Linked DNA regions of Homo sapiens: region 2 is linked to region 1. Evidence: chromatin contacts called from ENCODE Hi-C or POLR2A ChIA-PET data. All regions are on one chromosome and are shown on one strand. The core of a region is the stretch at or near the end of the contact, and the rest is flanking DNA. Distances in the headings are between cores, read along the strand shown.

What was found. A loop is a pair of places that touch in the nucleus more often than their neighbours do. ChIA-PET counts read pairs that join two places held with the same protein, here RNA polymerase II (POLR2A). Pooled maps may share reads with other maps.
Region 2: a loop to region 1 is called in a pooled map, with 3 times the contacts of the local background. The contact joins two enhancer-like sites. A Hi-C loop is called at or near these places in 3 of 50 pooled maps. POLR2A ChIA-PET finds 5 or more read pairs at or near these places in 3 of 52 experiments (GM12878, activated CD4-positive, alpha-beta T cell and activated T-cell).

The regions. Positions count from the first base shown.
Region 1 is chr4:98,513,011-98,519,294 of GRCh38, forward strand. All of the region lies in intron 1 of TSPAN5 (tetraspanin 5), which reads right to left. Among named protein-coding and RNA genes, the nearest start is that of TSPAN5, 140 kb to the right of the region's middle. RefSeq lists an enhancer at 5,838-5,917. Within about 2 kb of position 3,246, at least 5 of the 41 ENCODE cell types and tissues checked have a DNase peak (open chromatin) inside an H3K27ac peak, as active enhancers do.
Region 2 is chr4:98,684,513-98,690,796 of GRCh38, forward strand. No RefSeq gene overlaps it. Among named protein-coding and RNA genes, the nearest start is that of TSPAN5-DT, 29 kb to the left of the region's middle. RefSeq lists a cis regulatory region at 2,334-2,760. Within about 2 kb of position 4,024, at least 5 of the 41 ENCODE cell types and tissues checked have a DNase peak (open chromatin) inside an H3K27ac peak, as active enhancers do.

The DNA.
Region 1 (6,284 bases), core at 1,996-4,495:
TTTCCCTGAGTGAGAAATGCGTACATGTAGTCCAAAGGATGAGAAGGAGTTAATGAGCAAAGAAAGGAGGAAGAGTGTTTCAGGCAGAGCAGAATGTACAAAGTCCCAGTAGAGAGAGAAGCATGACAAGTAAACAGGTCTAAAAGGCAATTGCTGTGGCTGGTGCACAGAGAATGGGGGAAGTGGGGAAGGTACAGCAGGTTTGCAATTAGAGACACGAGCATGGACCAGCCCATGCAGGCCTTGTAGCCCACCTTAAGGAATCCAGTCATTCTCCTACAAGTGCCAGGAAGCCATTTAAAGGCCAGCTATGTGTGGTGAGCAGGGGTGGGGTAGGCAGGCAGGTCTTTGCAGATCTGGGCTTTGGAAAAATGAGGATCTGGGCCGCAGAAAAGATTAGAGTCTGAGTGCATCTACAGTGATCAAAAGGAGGTGACTTTGGTAATACAGGCAAGATGTGATCATGTCCTGGGCTGAAATACGGTGAAACGGTCGGAATTGAGAGCTACTGAGAAGTAAAACTGACATTTTCAGTGGGGGTGGGAGGAAGGGGAAGGAAAAGGAAGTGTTAAGGATAATGCCTACATTTCTGGCATCTTCTACAGAGACTATGGCTCTTCAAAATTCCAAAGACTTACATCCCCTCTGACAGAAGTTATTCTCAGGTGCCAATTTCATAACTAGCTTGATCTAGTGGCACTTCTGAAGGACAGTTTTCTTTTCTGTGTATTTTGGCTGCTATCTGAATTCTCTTTGAAATAAATTTCGGTTTGTATACTTTTAAAAAATAAATTATTTAAAAATATACATATATTTCCAACACCCCTGCTACTTTTATTCATAAAAAGCAAATAGATAGATAGATAGATAGATAGATAGATAGATAGATAGATAGATAGTATATATCAAGTTCCTAGACAATTCTTAAATTGACACTTTCAATCCTCTTTGCTTAAAAACATAGCAATTACATTGATGGCATCTGCCCAGGATCCTGTGAACAGACTCAAAATAACAGCACACAAGGTAAATATGATAGAGGAAAATAAAGATCAAGTCAATCTTCTTACCTAAATTGGAGTCACAAAAATATCATCCTAAATAACAATGAATGGAAAAAAACCCAACATTCTGATGAAGTCTTTAAGAAAATGTTAATCCCTGCCTGAATAAACAGGAGAAATGCATTTAAAAATTTAGCATAGAAGGGAGGCAAGGGGAGAAGTGCCATTAGGAAAGTTGTATTTTCCTGAAGCTGCAGCACCTGTACTCTGTATTATATATTTTCTGACACTTTAGTCTGAACAACACTCGTTTTAGCAGGGTCCACACAAATGTGCTAAATACTTATAATAACAAAATAAATGTCTTTATAGAGGAGGGACTTATTTCAGGAATAAAAAAACCTCTGGGGATAATTCTGGCCATGTCAAAGGAGTAACTGTGGGCTGGTGGAAAATTCAATATGCAGAAAGTCAATCCCAGTTTTCCCATTGGGTCCCCGTGTCCCAGTTTGTACATTCAAACTGTCCGGAGTCCTCATGGTAAGATGGCGTGACTGATAAAGCTCAAACTGTAAACAGGACATGTCCCATCCAGCCAGGGTCACCATCTCTCATGTCACTTCATCCTGATGGCCTCCTTTCAGTGTGGCCCGAGTGCACTCTGCCTGCTGAACCCTGACTCCAGTGCTACGTAGTTTCATGATCTTGGGAAAGGGTCTTCATTCATTTGGCAAATATTTATTGAGCACCTACCATGAGCAAGGAGGTCATCTAGGGGCTTTGGATAAACTGGGAAACAAAACAAAGTGACTGGTCTTGTGGGGTTTACATTCTAGTTGAAGTGTGCAGGAAGAGAAAGGCAATATAAAGAAACATAAGTGAGTAGATGCAGGGAATTTTTTAAAATGGGAAGTGCTGTGGAAAGAGATCAGTGTCACGGGCTTGTCATGTGGCAGAAGACAGAGGAGGCACTGCAATATGAAAGCAGAGCAAATAACAGAGGTCTTCACTAAGAAAGTGACATATAAGCAAAAACACAAAAGAGGTGAAGGAGTGAATGGCAGGTGTCGGGGGAACAGCATTCCAGGGAAAGTCTGGAGGCACAGCCACCAAGTGGCTGCAAGACACAGCACAGAGGATGATAGGAGCCAGGTTGTGTTGGGCTTTGCAGGCTGTGGTGAGGACTCTGGTTTCTCCTGAGACAAAGAATCACTGGAGGGTTTCTTGACTTCTTAGAGCTCTGGTGTCCTTACCTGTCACATGCAGATAAGAAGGGCACCTCAGAACTGCACAAAGCAATTGTGTGTGTTGATGTGACCACGTGAGCACTGAGTGCTTGGCAAGTATTGTCATTAATATCAGTTCCTGCCCCCCTCCTGACACATTTCTCAACCTGCCCCTCCAACCCTGCCATCTACAACTGGTCAAAATGAAATGCAGCTTCACGTCCTGCCTCCTCCAAATACAAGAAAATATACTAGTTCACAGTGATCAGAGGCTCTCTCTCTCTCTCTCTCTCTCCCTCTCCTGAACTTCTGTATCACTTGCTGCATGTGCCCTTATTTGACATTTACACACACACACACCCAAACACAGAGGATTATGGAGGAGTGATGTGACCTGGGATTAGATAACAGAGATCAGTGATGGGGCCTGTCCTAACCAGAGAGCATGTGCTCACAGGAAGTGGCAGCATCCGGCCTCCCATTTATCTTCTCTCCTCAATTTCAGCTTGAGGGTCATTCCAGGAAAAAATGTATACAGTATCCCATGCATTTAAAACAAACTAACACACTCTAGTCAGATACTCATATGGTACTTAATTTCACATCTTTTCCATTGCTTTTCTTAGCAACCTAGTTCATGAATTCTGGATGACTAGCCCCAGAACTTTTAAATCCACTAATTTTGATTAATTTAATTTCTGCATTAAAGAAGTTTCTCTCCATCAGGGCTTCTAGATGCATCTTTCCTCTCCGTAACCTTATTGCTCCTGGTTTTTGCATGATATCCTGTGTGAATGGGTTTGGTTTCATTGTGCCTATTTTTTTACAGAATCCTTTCAGAAGAACGTGGGATACAAATGATAACCAATATTAATCGAGTTAGCTCCTCCATCTACATCCCCCTTTCTGAAAACTGGCCCTGCCCCAACAGGGGCTCCTGTACGCATATTTGTGGAGGATGGGCCTTCTCCCACTCTCTGGACAGATGAGTCACTAGGGTCAGACATATGACTCAGGAAGAGCTGTTCCACTGAATACCAGGCTGGGCCAGAGTCTCCCATTTCCCAAGAGTCTGGTATTGGACAAAGTGATTTTTCTCAGCCTAGTCTCCCTCATGCTAGAATAGACTGGGGGATATTATGTAGATATAGAAAGTAGAAAAGAGACCCAGAGTAGCTTATGTTCCTGACTGCTTCCAGCTTCTTATCCCGGGACCTGTGGTTGCACTCCTTATGCTGGGTTCCATGCAATCCCCTGGGCTCCTATTTTAAGTAAGCGCCTCTCATCTTAGCTAAAGCTACTTTGGGGGCATTCTGTTACATGCAGCCAAAAGCATTCTGCTATGGTTTGAGCACGGTTTGTCTGCCCTCACCAAAATGAATGTTGAAATTTGATCCCCAATGTGGTGGTGTCAGAAGGTGGGGCTTAGTGGGAGGTGTTTGGGTCATGGGGGCAGAGCTCTCATGAATGGCTTGCAGCTGTTCTAGAGGTAACTGAACACTTGTATTAACAGTAGTGAGTTCTTGCTCTCCTGAGACTGGATTAGTTCTCTGGGAATGAATTATTTCCCACAAGAGTTGGTTGGCATTAAGTGAGATTCCTTCTCCTGTTTGATCCCTCTTTGCACGTGTCTGTCTCCCCTTTGTGCATCTCACCATGTTATGATGCAGCATGGAAGCCCTTGCCAGAAACCAGGGCCATGCCCTTGAACTTCCCAGCCTGCAGAACCATGAGCTAAGTAAATGTCTCTTCTTTATAAATCACCCAGTCTCGGGTATTCTATTGTAGCAACACCACAAAACAGATTAAGACTGGTCCTAAGACATAAATAAGAGACCAGATCAATTGCTTTCATGCTTTAATCCTGTGACAAGCTTACAGTAAGCTACAAGATATGCAAAACAGGCATGAGACTGATGGTGCTCAGAGACTAATCATGCTCTGGCAGAGGGAAATTTCTTTCCAAATAATTGAATGGAGATACCAGTTGTTCTGAACTACTGGGCAAGATGTTGTTACTTGCTGTGTAAGGAATATATAATTCAGCCACACATCCACTTGCAGGAAAGAGCTGTCTGCTGCTTGCTTGTTGAACTATGGAAGCAGAATGATATGGCTAAAATCCACAGAATGGTTCCTGAAAAACACCACATAGCAGAGCCTGGGAAAGGGGTGAGGCAGGGGAGGAGGTCTATTTGGAGGTATCCAAGCATTTTTGGAACTGTGTTCTCTGTTTTCCCAGAGGATGAAAGGGCTCTTTGCCTTTGAACTTGCACTACACCAGGAGAAGGCCAGGCACCCCTTGAAGAAATGTCTACAATCCAGGGACAGTCTTGTTTGCAAACTCTTTTGTTAGGGTTTGGAACTTGACATTTTGGCAAGGACTAGTCATCTGAGATGGGGAGGGGAGAGAAGGGAGGGCTGTGCAAGCAATCAAACTGATACTCTTCTTGGAAATTACCCAAGCAATGCAGGCACGTAAAAGGGAAAGTGAGGGATGAGCCATCCTCTTTTGGATGGAAACATGGAGGCTGCAAGTTTACAGCCCACTAATCTTTGCTTGTCTCAGTAAAAGAAAGGCTTGCACTATTCCATCTGTAACTCCCTGATTAGATAAATCCAAGGCTGAAAAACATACCAGAGAAATGTTCTGAAGGCTGAGAAAGACTGAGGAATAACTCAAGCACTTCAAATCAGAGGCATGAGAAGTAAGTTATCTATAGACAAACATCAGCCTTTGTAGGAATAAACTGCGGTTTGCATTAGACAGCTGAGTTATAAGCTCTCTCTAATGGTAGCTTCGAAAGTTTAATACTGTCAGATGCACACTGTTTTTATGTTGAAACATCTTGACTTTTTTTTTTTTTTTTTTAACTTTTCCTAGGCTCAAGTGATCCTCCCCCCTTTAGCCTCCAAAAGTGCTGGGATTACAGGCGTGAGCCACACCACACCCAGTCTATCCTGACATTTAAAAACAAGGTATGATAAAGGTTAATGCAAATAAAAACCAAAATAGAATTATTCTTTAAGGTAAAAGTAGGATTATATCATTCAACTTATTTAATGAATATCTTCAGTATATACCAGCCACCATGCTAGGTGCCAGGGATAGAAGGGTGAAAAAGAAAATGAATGATATCTTTTCTTAAAGAGCTAATGGTCTGGTGGGAGTGGGTGGGAGATACATAAATAAAATGACAACTCAATTACAGAAATGGAGCATTCCCAGAGATGCACATGGGTTGCCACAGAAACTATGAGATCACTGCAGGGGTCAGAGGAAGCTTCCTAGGAAGTGACACTTGAACTGTATTTTAAAGAGACGGCGATAGAAAGACTATCTCCTGTAGAGGCAACAGCTTATCCAAAAGGATCAAAGCCTGAAACAGCATCTCCCTTCAGGAACCTGCAAGTGGTTCCAGGGCTGGAGCAGAGAGAGCCAGACAAGGCACTAGGCAGGCTATGGTCCCGCACCAGTGGTAGCACCAGGGAACTTGTCAGAAATGCAAATTCTGAGGCAGCTCGAGACCTACTACATCAGAAACTCTGGGGGCAGGGCCCAGCAAGTTCTGTCTTCTTAACAAGCCCTGCAGGTAATTGTGACATGTGTTGAAGTTTGAGAACCTCTGGGCTAGAAGGGTTAAGGCCTGATCAGCATAGCTGTATGTGTTATGGGTACCAAGGGACCAGCAAGCCATGGGAAGCCAACCAAGGATTTTAAGCAAAACAAGTTATCAGATTTGCATTTCAGAAACATCTTTCCAGCACAGTACAAAGAATGAATTGAAGAGAGATGAGACTGCAGGTAGCAAGACAAATTGGGAGGCTACTAATTTGGTGAGAATGACATCAGCTGAAAAAGGAAGAGGCAGCCGCAGCAAGATGGAGACAGCAGATGAAAAGGCAGAGACTCTATGGACTCAGTGGCAGGAAGCAGCAGGGTACAAGGTTAAAATTATGGGCCTTTAGGTCCAGGTGCAATGGCTCAGTCTGTAGTCCCAGCACTTTGGGAGGCCAATGTGGGAGGATTGCTTGAGTCCAGGAGTTTGAGACC
Region 2 (6,284 bases), core at 2,774-5,273, 170 kb after region 1:
ATTTCTTTATAGTAAAAGAGGTGGTGCTCTTTTGATTAATAATTAAATGTAGGTCTTCAGATAGAGGAAAGGCAAAGAAATGATATCAAAGACATTAATATACAATTCATATCCTTTAGTGAATATAAAAACAAAATCACAATCTAACAGATCAGTAAAAGTAACAAGGAATTTAACAGGCTTTGATTTTGGTCAAAAATTACTTAGGTGTCCTCCCTAACCACGACGTACCCATCGCCTGGTTTAACATGGAGCAGCAGGGAGAAAGGACATGCTGATGAAAAGCCTCAGGCTCTTTAACTGCCTTGACTTGGTCTCTCCTGTATTAGTTTTCTGTTGCTGTTGTAAGAAATTACTATAAACTTGGTGGCTTTAAACAACACAAATATATTGTTTTATAGTTCTTATACCGGAAGTCGAACATCGATCTGGCTGGGCTAAAATCGAGCTGTCAGCAGGGCTGCACTCCTTTCTGGAGGCTCTAGGCAGGGAATTCCTTTCCTTGCCTTTCCTGGCTTCTGAAGGATGCCCACACTCATGGCCCTTACTCTCCATCTTCACGTCAGCAACATAGGATCACTCTGACCCTTCTTCCATTGTCACAACTTTTTCTAACCACAGCTGGGAAAGGTTCTTCACTTTTCAGGACTCGTGATTAGATTGGGCCTGCCAGGCTAATCCAAGATAATCTCTCCATCTCAAGGTCCTTAATCACTTCTGCAAAGTCCCTTTTGCCACGTGAGGTAGCATATTCATGGGTTCTAGAGATTGAAATGTGGACATCTTTGAAGGGCCATTATACTGTCTACCACATTTCCCTAGCCTAAAACAGAATTGGGGGAGGCACAGTGGTCAGCAGCCTTCCCGGCTCCTTCCTACTCTACTGCAAGGGACATTTTTGGAATATTGCCAATGTGTAGCCTTCCGGAGAGGTTTTCCAACATGGTAATGTGAGAATGAGGGGGGTGAGAATGGCTCCTCTCCTTAAAATTAATAATAATAATGAAGATTATTGGTAAAATCGCTCCTCTTAAGAACTTCGAGTGTTCTGTTTTGCATGAGTTGAGTGACTATCTAGCCTGAACACACAATCAAGAGATAAAATACTACTATTTTTGTTATTATTTGTCTTGGCCTGATTTAAACTGCTGATTCCACAATAAAATCAAAGGGCATCAAAGTCCATTTCCAGATTCCTGAGAGGCTCATTTCCTTTCATTGCTCCTTTGCCATTTTGTGCTTTCCTGATTTTGCGCAAATATTTGCAATTTGGGTGGGGGCCACAGTTTACCAGTCAACCCAGAATTCTTTTCACCTGCATGCTATTATTCAACTTGTTGTATAACAAAGCTTCTTTGAACTTTACATATCAAAGAAAAAAATCACTCTTTCTTAGACTAACATCTAAAGCAGCTCAGCGTGCACAAAGAGACAGATGCCACTGCTGCAATTGACTTCAAGACCTAACAGATCTTCTGGCAGACTGTCCGCTATTGACTGGAGATGTTTGATTTTTAAAATTATGTTTTTATGTAGATGTTACTCTCTGCTAAGTAATCCTATCCTTTTTATGCTTTTCCATTAAAACTATTTACAATCAAGACATTAACCACTATCCTGTTCTTTCTTTGTTTTGCTAATTATGATACACAGATGCTGTTGCACAATCAAGGCAGTTGTTTGTATACTACAATAATGAATGAATAGATGAATGAATGAACAAAAGGTACAATGTTGTGTGGCGGATAAGTCCAAGTCTATCAAGTCTTGGCTCCATCTATTATATCTCTATGGCTTTGGGCCACTTAGCTTCTCTGGACCTCAGTTTCCTCATCTAGAAAATGAGGCTAATAATGTCTACCTTGTAAGTGTATCGTAAATATTTGGGATAATATATGTAAAATGCCTCAAGCACAGAAACAGGCAGTAAATCTCTCTCTCTCTCTCAATAGGAATCAGTAACCAGTGTTTTGCTCTTTGGGGATTACACAGCTAACCCTCAATAATCCACATGTGGGTTCTTCTCTTTGCAAATTAGCTCCAGCACATTTTTGAAGTAAGCAGATTTTCCCATGAACTCCTCATTTACTCTTGGCTGACTTTCCACCACCAATCTCATGTGTGTTTATATAATGCAAACAATTTAATATTAAGCTATGTGTTACTTTTGTAGAAAGGTAAATTTGCGTCCACAAATAAGATACATTTAAAAAACCTAACGTGTATGACATTTGAAATTCTCTAACTTGCAATGACTTGCCAAGTTGCTGAATAAGCCAGTTGGAAAATTTTTAATTTTATTGTATTAAAAGGGGGAACAGGATTGTGTGGCCAAATAATTGTGTGGTTTTGTAAATTTTAATTTTTCTTTTTATTTGCAACTCTCAGACCATGTCTGTGTATAAACACCAATATTAATTTTCACCCAACAGCTCTTCTGGCATCTAAAATGTTTGCTGTCACTGGTTCAGTTGAGATAATCATATCAGTAATGTCTAACCTCAGTCCCATTCCTGGGCCCCTGGAGAGAAGAGTTAATGGGATCAAGGCTGGCTCATGAGTTATCAGCTACTCCACGAAGCTGAGTCTCATAGATTAATGCAGAACTGGCAAGCTTAAAGTCCTGGGGAAAAGGCTGAAATGATACATGGGGATGGTTAAAAACAGTGGTAAACATTTGAAAATGAAGGTCTTAGGTATGGTATAGAGGGTAAAGCATCACAATTCCAAACAAAATTAAAGATATTGCACCTCTAATACATTACCAGAGGCTAGTAAATAAAGATTTAAAAAGAAGGAAAAAATATAACACCTAAGTATTCCTGATGTTTATTGAGGATGAAGAAAAAAATGAATAGAAAGAAAAGAAGGCAAAGACCAAAGAACCTTCCCTGGAAGAGCAGGGCTGTGCTTTGGCATCAGGAGCCAAACCCCACACCCACCTGTGCTAGCGGGCTCTACTACCTAGCTAGGAAGGACGGGGTGCTTGTGTGCTTGCTTCAACAGCTTCATTGAGCTGTTCACGTGCCTGAAGAGTCACCCATTTAAAGTATGCAATTTAGTGGTTTTTAGCATATTCCCAGATATGTACAATCATCACCACAATTTTAGAACGTTTCCTTCAGCTCAGAAAGCAACCTTGTACCCTTGAGCTCTGACTCTCATCCATTCTCCTGTTCATCGCCCAGCCCATGCAACCACTAATCTACTTTCTGTATCTATAGATTTTCCTATTCTGGACATTTTCTATAAATGAAAATGCGACTTTTGTGACTTATTGCACTTAGCATCGTGTTTTCAAGGTCCATCCATGCTGCAGTGTCTATCGGTACTTCATTTCTTTTTATAGCTGAATAATATTCTATTGTGTGGCTATGCCACATTTTGCTTATCCATTCAGCAGCTGAAGGACATTTGGGTTGTTTTCACTTTGGGACTATTGTGGATATTTTGAATAAACATTCATGTCGAGGTTTTTGTATAGACATATGTTTCCATTTCTCTTGTGTATGTACCTAACAGTGGAATTGTTGGGTCATGTGGCAACTCTCTGCCTGTTTGAGAAACTGCCAGGCTGTTTTCCAAAGTGCCTGCACCATTTTACATTCCAGCAGCAGCTCATAAGGTTTCTCTACAACCTCATCTATCATGTGTGCTCATCTTCTGGCTTTACATAGCTTCTTCTATGTGACAAGAGAAATGAGATAAAAATATAGGATTTGCTTTCTAGGCAAAAGAACCCACTGTTATTAATATCCTAAGAAATGCTTATTTTCTACTTTATAGTTCTAGTACAAATGTGAGCTGACTTTTTTTTCAGGATGTACTATAATAATTTGAGTGTTGAAGAGAAAATCCAATGCTGAATGTGAAATACGTAAAAAATATTTCCTGTGTTACCACTTAAGCAGTAAATAGCCCAAAGCCTCTCCCAATACCCCACCACCTCACCACTTTGAACTGGGCAATTCTTACTCATCTTTGAGTTCTCTGGATGCCTTCCCCAAGTCACTGGCTTGAGATAGGTCACCTTGGGGTGAAGCTCCCATGGCACCTCTACTTCCTCTGACAAAACGTGACTCAGAGTTTTGTTTTGTTATCATTATTCCATATCCGCCTTGTCCTCTAGTCTGTAAGGCACTGGGGCAGAGTGACCTTGGCTGTCTTTCCTACAGTATCTCCATCATCTAGCCATGTGTGTACTCCATAAGTATTTGCTGAATGAAGACGCAAAAAAGGTTTTCCACTAAGAAGTTTTCCTGCTTACTAAACTTTTCAGTGAATGTGTATAAATTAGGCTTCACTAAAGTGTTTGCTTTGTTTATGAAAAACCCAAGCTGCATCTTAGCTCTTTGGCACACTCCGAGAACAGGCTTATTTTACCAGCAAATTCCTCCCTGAGTCAGCTAATGCTAAGGTATGTTCAATACTTTTCTGAAAACGATCCTAATCTCCCCTAACAGAGGCCAGAGTGTAGCTGAAACAGCTCTTCTGACAGTTAGGAAGCTCTGATTCTGTCAGTCATTTTCTGTTCTTTATCATGTTTTTTTTCAAAGGAAAAAGCTGTTTTCCTGTGTGTGAGAACATTCTCTCTTATCTAATAATGCTCAATTGTCTTTCTGTTCCATTAGTGTGCAGGAAACCACCTGTCCAATTGAGATCAGAGCTGCAGATGTCAAAGTGTCTCATTTTATATAGATGTGCAGCTGTCAGATCAGAGATCAAAGGCTTCTCTTTAATGAAAACAAGTCATCTTTACCAACATGACTGTAGAATTTATACGAATACAGTTATCTGGATTGAATGATTGGCATTCATCTTTTTCAAGCTCCCATCATTTTAACAATGACTTGGCTCTCCCAACTTCCTCAAGTAAAGAACGAGGCAAACATCCTAACCTCTGCTCCCTCTCCTCTAATTCTGCTCCTATTTCTCTGGTCCCTGTACCAGAGGATTCATAATGGTCTCCCATGGGTCATGCTTGAGAGAGTTTTATTTGACCAAATGCATATAAAAAAAATTGTTGGGATTAAGGGCCAGTATTTTCAAATTGGAAGATTTCACATAAAAATCAGATCTCCAATTTTTCTTGAAAAATCAGGCAGTCCCAACACTGAGTTGTATTCTCAAAGACGAATATTGTAGTGTAGTCACTAAGGTGGTTTCCAATGATGCTTACCTCCTGGTTTGCATGCCTTTGTCAAATCTCCTCCCCTTGAGTGTGTGGTGAACTTGGCTCACTTCTAATTAACAGAATCCAGCAACAATGATAGGATGTCACTTCTGAGATTGGGTTACAAAAAGACTGCCTTCCATCTTTCTTCCTCGCTTGCTCTGGAGAGGCGCTGACTGCCCTATTATGAGCTGCCTTAAGGAGAGACCCATATGAAAAGGAACCAATTCCATCAGCCACCAGCCACCAGGGACCTGAGGCCTGCCAACAACCACATGAATGAGTTCAGAAGTAGATCCTCCCTCAGTTGAACCTTAAGCCAAGACCACAGACACAGCTGACACCTTTATTATTGTCTTGTGAGAGACCATGGATTAGAGGACCCAGTTAAACCATGCCTGGATTCCTGGCCCACAAAAACTGTGAGAAAATATGTTTGTGTTTTAAGTCAATACGTGTTGGGGTAATTTGTTACCCAGCAATAGATAACCATTGCAGTAACCATTAGTGATCAGGTGGAGCTGAGCACAGCTGTGCCCTTTGGAAGGCATGCATTCTCTCTGCTTGCACTTGTCCAGCCCACCCATGGTCATTGAGACCCTGCTCTATGCTGTGTATTAATCCACTATTCATTCAGTCACCCCATCAGGACCTCCCTTGATCCACCAGTTACTCAGTGCTATAGGAGATACCTCTGGGTTTCATTCCCTCTTCTTTGCTCTGCATGTCCTAATCATGGTTCGATCCCTCCTATTATCTTGCTTGGACTTTGGCAGCTATCTCCTAATTCCTCTCAGTTTCTTGTCCCACTCACCTCCAATTCATCCCTCCATGCTGCTGCCAGACAGCTATTTCTAAATGCTCTTCAGGATGAAATCTAAACTTTTGGCTTGGTTTCCAAGGCCCTCCAGGATGACCAAGCCCCCCTCACGCTCCAGCCACATCTCTCCCACACCTCCCTTTGCCGCTGCTGGGAACTATGCACTCTAGTCACCCGAAACTCCTCACTCCTCCTCAAATGCGCCTAGCTGCACCATATTTCTGGGCCTTTGCCCACCCTGATCCGTTGGCCTACAATGAAATGCCCTTCTCTGCCTCCCTGCCTCATGAC